Regions from separate parts of the Homo sapiens genome. Here regions 2 and 3 are each linked to region 1. The links are chromatin contacts, found by Hi-C or POLR2A ChIA-PET in ENCODE. All regions are on one chromosome and are shown on one strand. The core of a region is the stretch at or near the end of the contact, and the rest is flanking DNA. Distances in the headings are between cores, read along the strand shown.

What was found. A loop is a pair of places that touch in the nucleus more often than their neighbours do. ChIA-PET counts read pairs that join two places held with the same protein, here RNA polymerase II (POLR2A). Pooled maps may share reads with other maps.
Region 2: a loop to region 1 is called in a pooled map, with 3 times the contacts of the local background. The contact joins the promoter of CELF1 here to the enhancer-like site in region 1. A Hi-C loop is called at or near these places in 1 of 50 pooled maps. POLR2A ChIA-PET finds 5 or more read pairs at or near these places in 3 of 52 experiments (CD4-positive, alpha-beta T cell, GM12878 and MCF 10A).
Region 3: POLR2A ChIA-PET joins it to region 1 with 11 read pairs in AG04450. The contact joins two enhancer-like sites. POLR2A ChIA-PET finds 5 or more read pairs at or near these places in 2 of 52 experiments (AG04450 and endothelial cell of umbilical vein).

What each region holds. Positions count from the first base shown.
Region 1 is chr11:46,825,445-46,828,144 of GRCh38, forward strand. All of the region lies in intron 1 of CKAP5 (cytoskeleton associated protein 5), which reads right to left. Among named protein-coding and RNA genes, the nearest start is that of CKAP5, 19 kb to the right of the region's middle. RefSeq lists enhancers at 741-1,293, 1,294-1,844. Within about 2 kb of position 1,412, at least 24 of the 41 ENCODE cell types and tissues checked have a DNase peak (open chromatin) inside an H3K27ac peak, as active enhancers do.
Region 2 is chr11:47,551,734-47,554,433 of GRCh38, forward strand. It overlaps CELF1 (CUGBP Elav-like family member 1), which reads right to left and starts at 1,399. Exons shown (of 15, transcript NM_001376376.1): 1 at 1,259-1,399. RefSeq lists enhancers at 1-286, 962-1,637 and silencers at 985-1,074, 1,145-1,674.
Region 3 is chr11:47,606,287-47,608,986 of GRCh38, forward strand. It overlaps a transcript of MTCH2 not described here. Among named protein-coding and RNA genes, the nearest start is that of C1QTNF4, 13 kb to the left of the region's middle. Within about 2 kb of position 1,370, at least 5 of the 41 ENCODE cell types and tissues checked have a DNase peak (open chromatin) inside an H3K27ac peak, as active enhancers do.

The DNA of each region.
Region 1 (2,700 bases), core at 162-2,661:
CCTGTATTTTGATAGTCTATAAGAGTAATTACAGAGCTACTGTACAGATTATTTTCTCTTCTACTTAGAGAAAAACCACTGGCAGTATGACTTTTTTATGGCAAATTCCCAAGCTCTTGACCTACAAAAGCTCTTCACTATCACAATACAAGAGATCTGAATTTGATTACCATTCCTGGACTCTCACCTCTGGCTAAGGAGATGCTATTGCAGAAGCACAGAATGATTTTAACAGAAGTTTGAGAAAAACTTCTGCTCCATCAAAAAGCAACCCATTTGAATGACCACTGAGTGTGATGATAGGCTCATAAAAAAAAAAAAAGAAATTATTTTTTTAAAAAAGCAATGCATACACATGCCCAGAAATCTACTCAAACCATGTCTAGGAAGGACAACTGGATTAAAGAAACACAACAACTATGTAACTGTCATAGAAAACTTAAGATTTTTATTATTTAACCAAAATCTGACAAAATCCCATCTCTGAGTAGCAGGTGGCAAAAATGACAACACTTTCCCTCAAATTAAAAAAAAAACTCACTGTCTCCAGGTATTTCCCATTAACAAGGACAAGTGTTATCCTCTTGCCGGAGTATTCTGCATTACCAGGCGGCCAGAAATCTGAACAGTTTTCTAGCAGATTATCTCAAACTTTGGTGTGTTTGCTTTCCTAATCTTGGGACAGTGGCGTCCCACAAATTCCTTCAGAGATGGAGAGGGGTAAAGAGCTGTCTCTTTCACATTGTGCTCTTTATATCAGGAGGAAAGGTTAACTGGACTCTTCCTAAGAGATGTTCACTGTCAACATATCCAAAAGGGGTACGGGATACCACCAACACAGGCCTCTGGAGAGACAGCTAAACCTGGCTGTGAATTAGGACAACTTGGAGTTACTGCTCGACTGTACCAAGGTAGCTGAAAACCTAATGCTTACTCATCCCAAAGCTACCAAGGTCTTCAAATACCAGGGTAAGGATCCAAGGCCCAGAGAGAGAGATTCAGCTCCACCCATTCAGCTCAAATGGGTTATACTCTGGTAAAAGCAACCCTCTCCTCACCCCAAGTAAGAACCAGGTGGGGGCAAAGCCAGGTCGTGGGCACTGCTCACCCACTGCATGCCCAAACAAGCACCCTACGGCTGCTGTCACCACCCAGAAGTAGAGCAGATACCCTGGCTTTAGCTCACTGGAGCCGGCATTGTTTACGCTCTTTCGCCGCCTTAGCCTCTGATAGGCCAGCAAAGTCCCCAGTACTGTCCACCAGGACTTGCAGCACGGTCGCGGGATGCTTGCCCTTTGCCCGTGGTTTGACACTTACGCTCCCCGGGCAGGGAGAGGTCAGGGAAGCTAAGGTCCGAGCAGGATCAGCAGGAATACCCGGCAGGCGGCGGCGGCGGCGGCAGCAGCATTGGTGCTGCGGTCCGCTGGGAAACGCCTCCTCCGAGGGCGGGGCCCGGAGCGCCACTGTCAGAGTGCCCGCCCCACCCTCAGCTCCCCTCTCCGCACACTCTGAAAGCTTAAAGGGGCCGCAGTGTATCTTCGCCCAGAGGTTTGCAGGCCTCAGGCGCTGCTTCTAGGTCCTAGGCTTTCCCAGGCAAGAGGCAAATGATGGACCAACTAGGAAGACTACTGCAGTTGGGTGGACCTCTTTTTTTGGTAGTATTACACGTAATATTCCAGAAACAAAGGAGATGACCAGTTCCCACTATCACAATCCTAATCCCTCCTCCAAGGGTGAAAAAAATTACTGCAGGTAACAGCCAAAGCATCAAGGTAGATACATAGCCCCTCATTATATGTAAGCTGCTTACTTCATTAACCTCCTTTGGACTCGAGCAGTTCTTCAAATGGCAACTCAAAGGCCTGGAAAAGATCCTACAATGCTCCACCTCACCTTTTCACGGAATTCGTTCTTTACAAAACTGGAGGAATCCTGGACAATGATACAAGATGGGCAGGAAGGTAATAGAAGGTGAAATAGAAAAATACCAGCCTGGGCAACAAAGTGAGACCCCATCTCTACAAAAAATAAAAAATTAGCTGGGCATGGTGGTACAAGACTAGTCCCAGCTACTCCGGAGGCTGAGGTGGGAGGATCCTGAGCCCAGGACTAGGCTGCAGTGAGCCAGACTGCACCACAGCACTCCACCCTGAACAACTAACCAAAACCATACCTCTATAAAAGAAAAAAAGAAAAATAACCTTCCCCATCTTGTGTGTAAAATGTGATCTTTCAAAAATTGACCTAAAAGTCAACGTAAATAAATGTACAAGTCTATGTAAGTAATCTTGCATGCCAATACAATTGTAATGTGCAATCATCTAATTTAATATGAAGAGTTCTTAAGAAAATTGTAGTAGAAACGGCATTAATATTTCAAGGAGTTAAGTCCTAGTCTCTGAGATCTCCAAAGGTTAGCAACTAGTTTTAATTTTCTTTTTGTAGGAGGAGTTTGTCCTGAATCCTAGTTTACAAGGTTTGACTGCATTTTGTGTCTCCCATCATACCAACAGGAAAGATATGTGCTTTTTTTAAGTCCATATTACTCCACCTAATTTAGATGAATCAACACACCTCCTTAAAGCCTTGGGCCATCATCAGATCAGTACAGGAATCAATGTAGTAAGCTTAAAGACCATTTGTAAGTAACCCAATTTCTCCTATCCACAACAGGAATAAAGCAGAAATTTAAGAATCCAA
Region 2 (2,700 bases), core at 149-2,648, 730 kb after region 1:
CGGGGGCGGTGGCTCACGCCTGTAATCCCCAGCACTCTGGGAGGTCGAGGCGGGTGGATCACCCGAGGTCAGGAGTTCGAGACCATCCAGCCTGATCAACATGGTGAAACCCCGTCTATACTAAAAATACGAAAATTAGCCAGGCCTGGTGGCACATGCCTGTAATCCCAGCTACTTGGGAGGCTGAGGCAGGAGAATTGCTTGAACCTGGGGAGGTTGCAGTGAGCCGAGATAGCGCCACTGCACTCCAGCCTAAGCAACAAGAGCGAAACTCCGTCTTAAAAAAAAAAAAAAAAAAGATGAAGTTCTTGTAAAAGATTCATTATTTGTAACCTCTTACACTGCACACATTATAAAGCATTTCATGCTCTTTAAAACTGTTATACAGCCTTTTTACTCGAAGGTAATAAACCTACAGCTCTCTCCTGGCGAGAAAGAGATTCCATTTTGCGGAAACAGATTCCAGTCAAAATCTTACCACATTCCCCTCAACTATGGGTATGAGCCTAAACCAATGAGAAGCTCCTTGGTGCATGTGTAATGGTCTCCAAGAATTACAACAACATCCTACCCGGAGGACCACAACCACGACACCACTGGCTTTAAAATCAAAGCCTGGTCCCTAGCGAAGAAAGCGCTTTAATGTGCTCCTCCCGCTCCCGGGTGCGAGATTCCTGCCCAGCTACTAGGCCACGACTGGGTGAGCACCTGATGTGGGGGGAGGGCGAGCCAAGGCCGTAGCGGATCTGGGGCGAGGAACGAGGGGCTCTCGAGGCTCGGGAAAAGCGCTGCCTTCTAGGGGCGCGGACCCTTCGGCACCCACAGGAGTGGACACTAAGAACACGTGAGACGACAGGGGCAGAGATGGGGTGTCCCGGGCAGGTAGCCTGGGTCCAGCACGGCAGCCAGAAAGACGAGGAAAACGGAGCTGGCCCTGGGCAGGGCACGAGGCCTCTGAGCCTAGAGAGTGAAGGTAAAGGGCGCGGGGAGAGGAAGCAAAGCCACGAGGAGGGCGGGTCTCCCTGGGCGCGGGGGCACGCGCTGGGCAAACGCGACAGGACCCGGGGAGCCGGGGACCCCGACATGCAGGAGGAGATCGCAGCCCTACCCCAGGACGCAGGGAACGAGAAAAGGCCGCGCCCGGAGGGCCCTGTGACCCGCGGCCTCCCTAACCGGACCCGCCCCGCGGCGCCTCCCTCTTGCCTTTTTTCCCCTCCCTCCCTCCCGCGGCCCGTTATCCTGCGGCCGCAGCACTCACCAGCGGCTGCACCTGAGCCTGCCGCTGCCTCAGTTGCTGCCTGCGCCTCCGCAGCCGCCGCCGCCGCCTCGCTGCTGAGGCCGAATCCCGGGGGAGCCTCCGCGTCCCGCCGCCGCTGCCGCTGCCGCCAGAGCAGAACACCCCAAAATGGCGGCACTTCCGGCACCTACCACCGGCGGGGAGGGCAGAGGAGGAGGGGGAGCGCGGCGAGGGGGAACGTATCACCGCGGCGCCGCCCGCAGCGCCGATGCGAGCGGAGCGCGGCGTAGGGGCGGGCCGAGCGCCGGGCGCTGCAGCGCCCCCTCGGGCTGGGAAGTGGAGGAGCAGCCGCACCTAAGCCCCTGGGGCCGCGGGCGGAGCCCTCAACCTAGGGAGCTGCAGGGGCGCATCTCTTTGTCTCCGATCCCTACTGGAGGGAAGAGCCAGGCCTGGGAATCTGAAGTTCTCGACTCCGCCCATCGCACCCACAGGAGCTCTAGATGACCCTGGTGGGCAAGGAGGCACCCCTACTGGGCACTGAATAGGAGCATAATAAGATATTTGTTGAATAAATGGATGAGTGAGTGACTGGTGCTTGGCCAGCGTTGGGCACATGGCACGCCCCTTTTTGCCCCAGCAGACAAGCAACAGCATCCAGGCCTTCCTTCTTTGCTGGGATGTGAATATGTGTGTTCCAAGTGCAGGGAGTGCTTTTTAGCAAGATAATCAGTGTGAACGCACAACCTGGCAACGATCGCTGCGACATAAGGAAGTTCACAAAGATTCTATTAAGAGACCGATTGCCCAGCCATAACCTGCTTTTACCGAAAAAAAAATATATATATATATTTTTTTTTCTTAACTCAGGTTAGGTCTCTAAAGACTTCCTCCTGAGTTACTCTGGAATCCCTGGGTCTAGATGGAACGCAAGCAGTACAATTTGTTGTTGTTGTTGTTGTTGTTTAAGCCAACATTTATTCCTAGGTTCCAGACCTTGTGAGGCAGTTAAATGCAGATTAAGAAAGAAAACTTTGTTCTGGAAGCTTTTGGCCCCATCAACATGCAAATAACTCATGGGATGGTTTCTCTCTAACATCATCTGGCTTCCCAGAGAATATAATTTTTATACCCACAAATACTGATTATATCCTACCTTACCACAAACAACAAGTGGGCTTCCAAGCAGAAGCCTCAAGGGTTTTCCTCTTTCGCCTTTGGGGGGGAAAAAAACTAACCAGAGTTTTTCTGGTACCATATAGTCCTTAAATTGTACATGATCATATTCCCTAATTGTACTGGGTAGTTTTATATACATTCATAATGCTGATATATGATCTTGTTCTTGTTAATAGTTTTATGTGTAGTTGACTGAAAACATCCTATATTTATAGACCATTATAGCTTACAGAATGTTGTCACAAATATTACCATATATTTGCTGCTATAGGTTGTAGAAATGTTTC
Region 3 (2,700 bases), core at 120-2,619, 780 kb after region 1:
TATTCTGCTTTCTCTGAAAACTGCCAACCTGACATCTTCATCCCCAGATGGAACCCTGTCTTCTCCTTTTTCCTCTTGCTTGAACATAACCAGCAATATCTTTTATTGTCTGCACCTTTTCCAAGTCTCAGTTTATCACGGACTTCACCTTTCCTTCCGTCTCTTGTACCCCACCTTTTAAATTTTGAACTTATCAGAGAGCTCTCTACAGAGCCACACTGGTTTCTTTGGCTCTCCTTTTCTCTGCACAGGGATTTTCAGCAAATGCGATAGCCTAATTTATCCCAGAGCTTCCTATCCCTCTTGTGCCATATTGCCATCTTGTCTCTAAACTTAGAATCATAACTTTTTTCTAACTTTTCAAATCATTTTTCTGGGATTATTTATTTATCCAATCATCCATTCATCCCATGCCCACATGCCCTTCCTTCCAAATCCAACTTTCTCCTTTGGTTCCTGTCTCATCAACAGCACCAGGGGAGTCTTTCCCCATCAGAAGGAAGGTTGGGGGAGCAGCTCCCTGGCAGCTTTTTCTTCCAGCTGAGAGGAAACTGTCATTGATGAATGTGAAGAGTTTATCAGCCACTCAGCGACTAGCTGGGCGAGACTGTAGTTACCAGGACAGGGCAGTCTCCAGCTCAGTGCCTGCTGCTCTCAGAGCACGTCAGGCAGTCAGATGTGTGCTTCCCTGGGGACACGACTTCCACGAGCTCATCTAGCAGTCTCACCCTCAACACCTGGTTTCCTCCAATTTGGCAGTGTGCTGTGGTGTAAAGCTTGCAGGATGTGGACTCCAATATACCCAGGTTTGCATTCTAGTTTTGCTATTTACTAGCAAGTCACTTAAATCTTTATCTCTGAGCTTCCATTTCTCTCACTTAAAAAGTGAGAAAAAGTGGCTATTATCAGGCTCATGGGGTGATTGAGCTGACATATGTATGTACCTGTGCATGGAAGGTTTCAAACACACCAGCTTCTGTGCTCAGCTTAGCTTCATGGAGTCTCACGTGTCACATGTTCTGGGTGAACTGTTGTTTTTTTCCCTTTCTATTAAAACTGTTTCTTTTGGACAGGGTGTAATGTATGTCTTTGCCCAGTGAACCTTCCTTGGATGAGCCATGCATCCCACTAGAAAACAGTCCAGCTCTGAGAAGAGTGTGGGGGCGGAGGACAGGAAACAGAACAGAACAGCAGAATGTATGTGGTTCTGGGGCTGACCCTGGACCTCTACCCCTTCAGATGGGCCTGTGACTCAGGCCTGGCTAGCGTCTCCCAGACACACCAAATGCTTTACAGATGGGTGTGTGTTTCAAGCCAGAGTCCTCCTGGGGATTTTTGCTGGAGCTCTCCAAAGTGATTTTGCTCTTTCTCTGGAATCACAAGCTCTAAGAAGCCATGTGAGTGGAGCTGCCAGCTGGCATCTTGTTGCCATGTGGAGAGCCCGTCGGAGAGGGAAACCAGCCGAGGGGTGGGAAGACCGAATCCCGATGCCCTTGTTTGAACCCCCAGATTCACCACTGGCCATTTTTATTACTTGAGCCAATGTAGCCAGTTTGAGTTGGGCTTCTGGGCATCTAACTAACTGTTGAGCATACAATGTTGATCCTTTCATTATTATAATAAAACCACGAGTTCCCTCCTCTCATTAAGATTCATACTTCACTCTTCGTTAAAATCTGTGCTCCGATCATCATGCAGAAAAATACTGGGACGCAATGCATGTGCGTGCCATATTAGAAATTCCAGATTTGCAGACCCATATCAGAATCTGGGCTTTGCTATTTACCACCAGTCTTGGGCAAATCAATGAACCCTTCTGAGTCTCACTTTTCCACTACTAAAATGGGAGCAGTATTTAGCTTATATGGCTGTTTTATGGGTTGGAGCTAATGGCGACATGGGCAGGGCACATGGTGAGCCATCACTAAATATTACTAGGTGGTAGGAACATTTATGTTATGTCAGTAGCTTTGACTCTGACTATGCTGAATCTATATAATTCCTACACTTTGTTCCATGTCACATCTCTTAGCTACCATGGTATCCAGGCTTATGGTGGCTTTGACCAAGGAGAGGAGAAGAACTTGCAGGCTTTTGAGAAAGATGGGAGATGAGGAGGTGGACAGAAATTTCAAAGTTCGATTGGGGGAGATGATGGAATTAGTCTTGTTTAAAACACTTGTGACTGCAGAACTTTACACCCACTTTCTATTTATAAATAGCCCTGTCTCTCAGCTCAGCTCCTCCTGCACAAGGCTTCCGTGGAAGACAACAGACACAGAGAGCAGCTGCCAGTGCGGCACAAATGTACAGAGCAGAGGCTGTTGGGGAACTGGGGCTGCATGTGGGCTTGGGGCGGAAGGATTAAAGACGCTAGGTCAAGAAATCTTGGCCGATTGCGGTGGCTCATGCCTGTAATCCCAGCACTTTGGGAGGCTGAGGCAGGCAGATCATGAGGTCAGAAGATCAAGACCATCCTGGCTAACATGGTGAAACCCCATCTCTACTAAAAATACAAAAAATTAGCCGGGCGTGGTGGTGGGCACCTGTAGTCCCAGCTACTTGGGAGGCTGAGGCAGGAGAATGGCGTGAACCCGGGAGGCGGAGCTTGCAGTGAGCCGAGATCGTGCCACTGCCCTCCAGCCTGGGCGACAGAGCAAGACTCTGTCTCAAAAAAAAAAAAAAAAAAAAAGTAGGGTG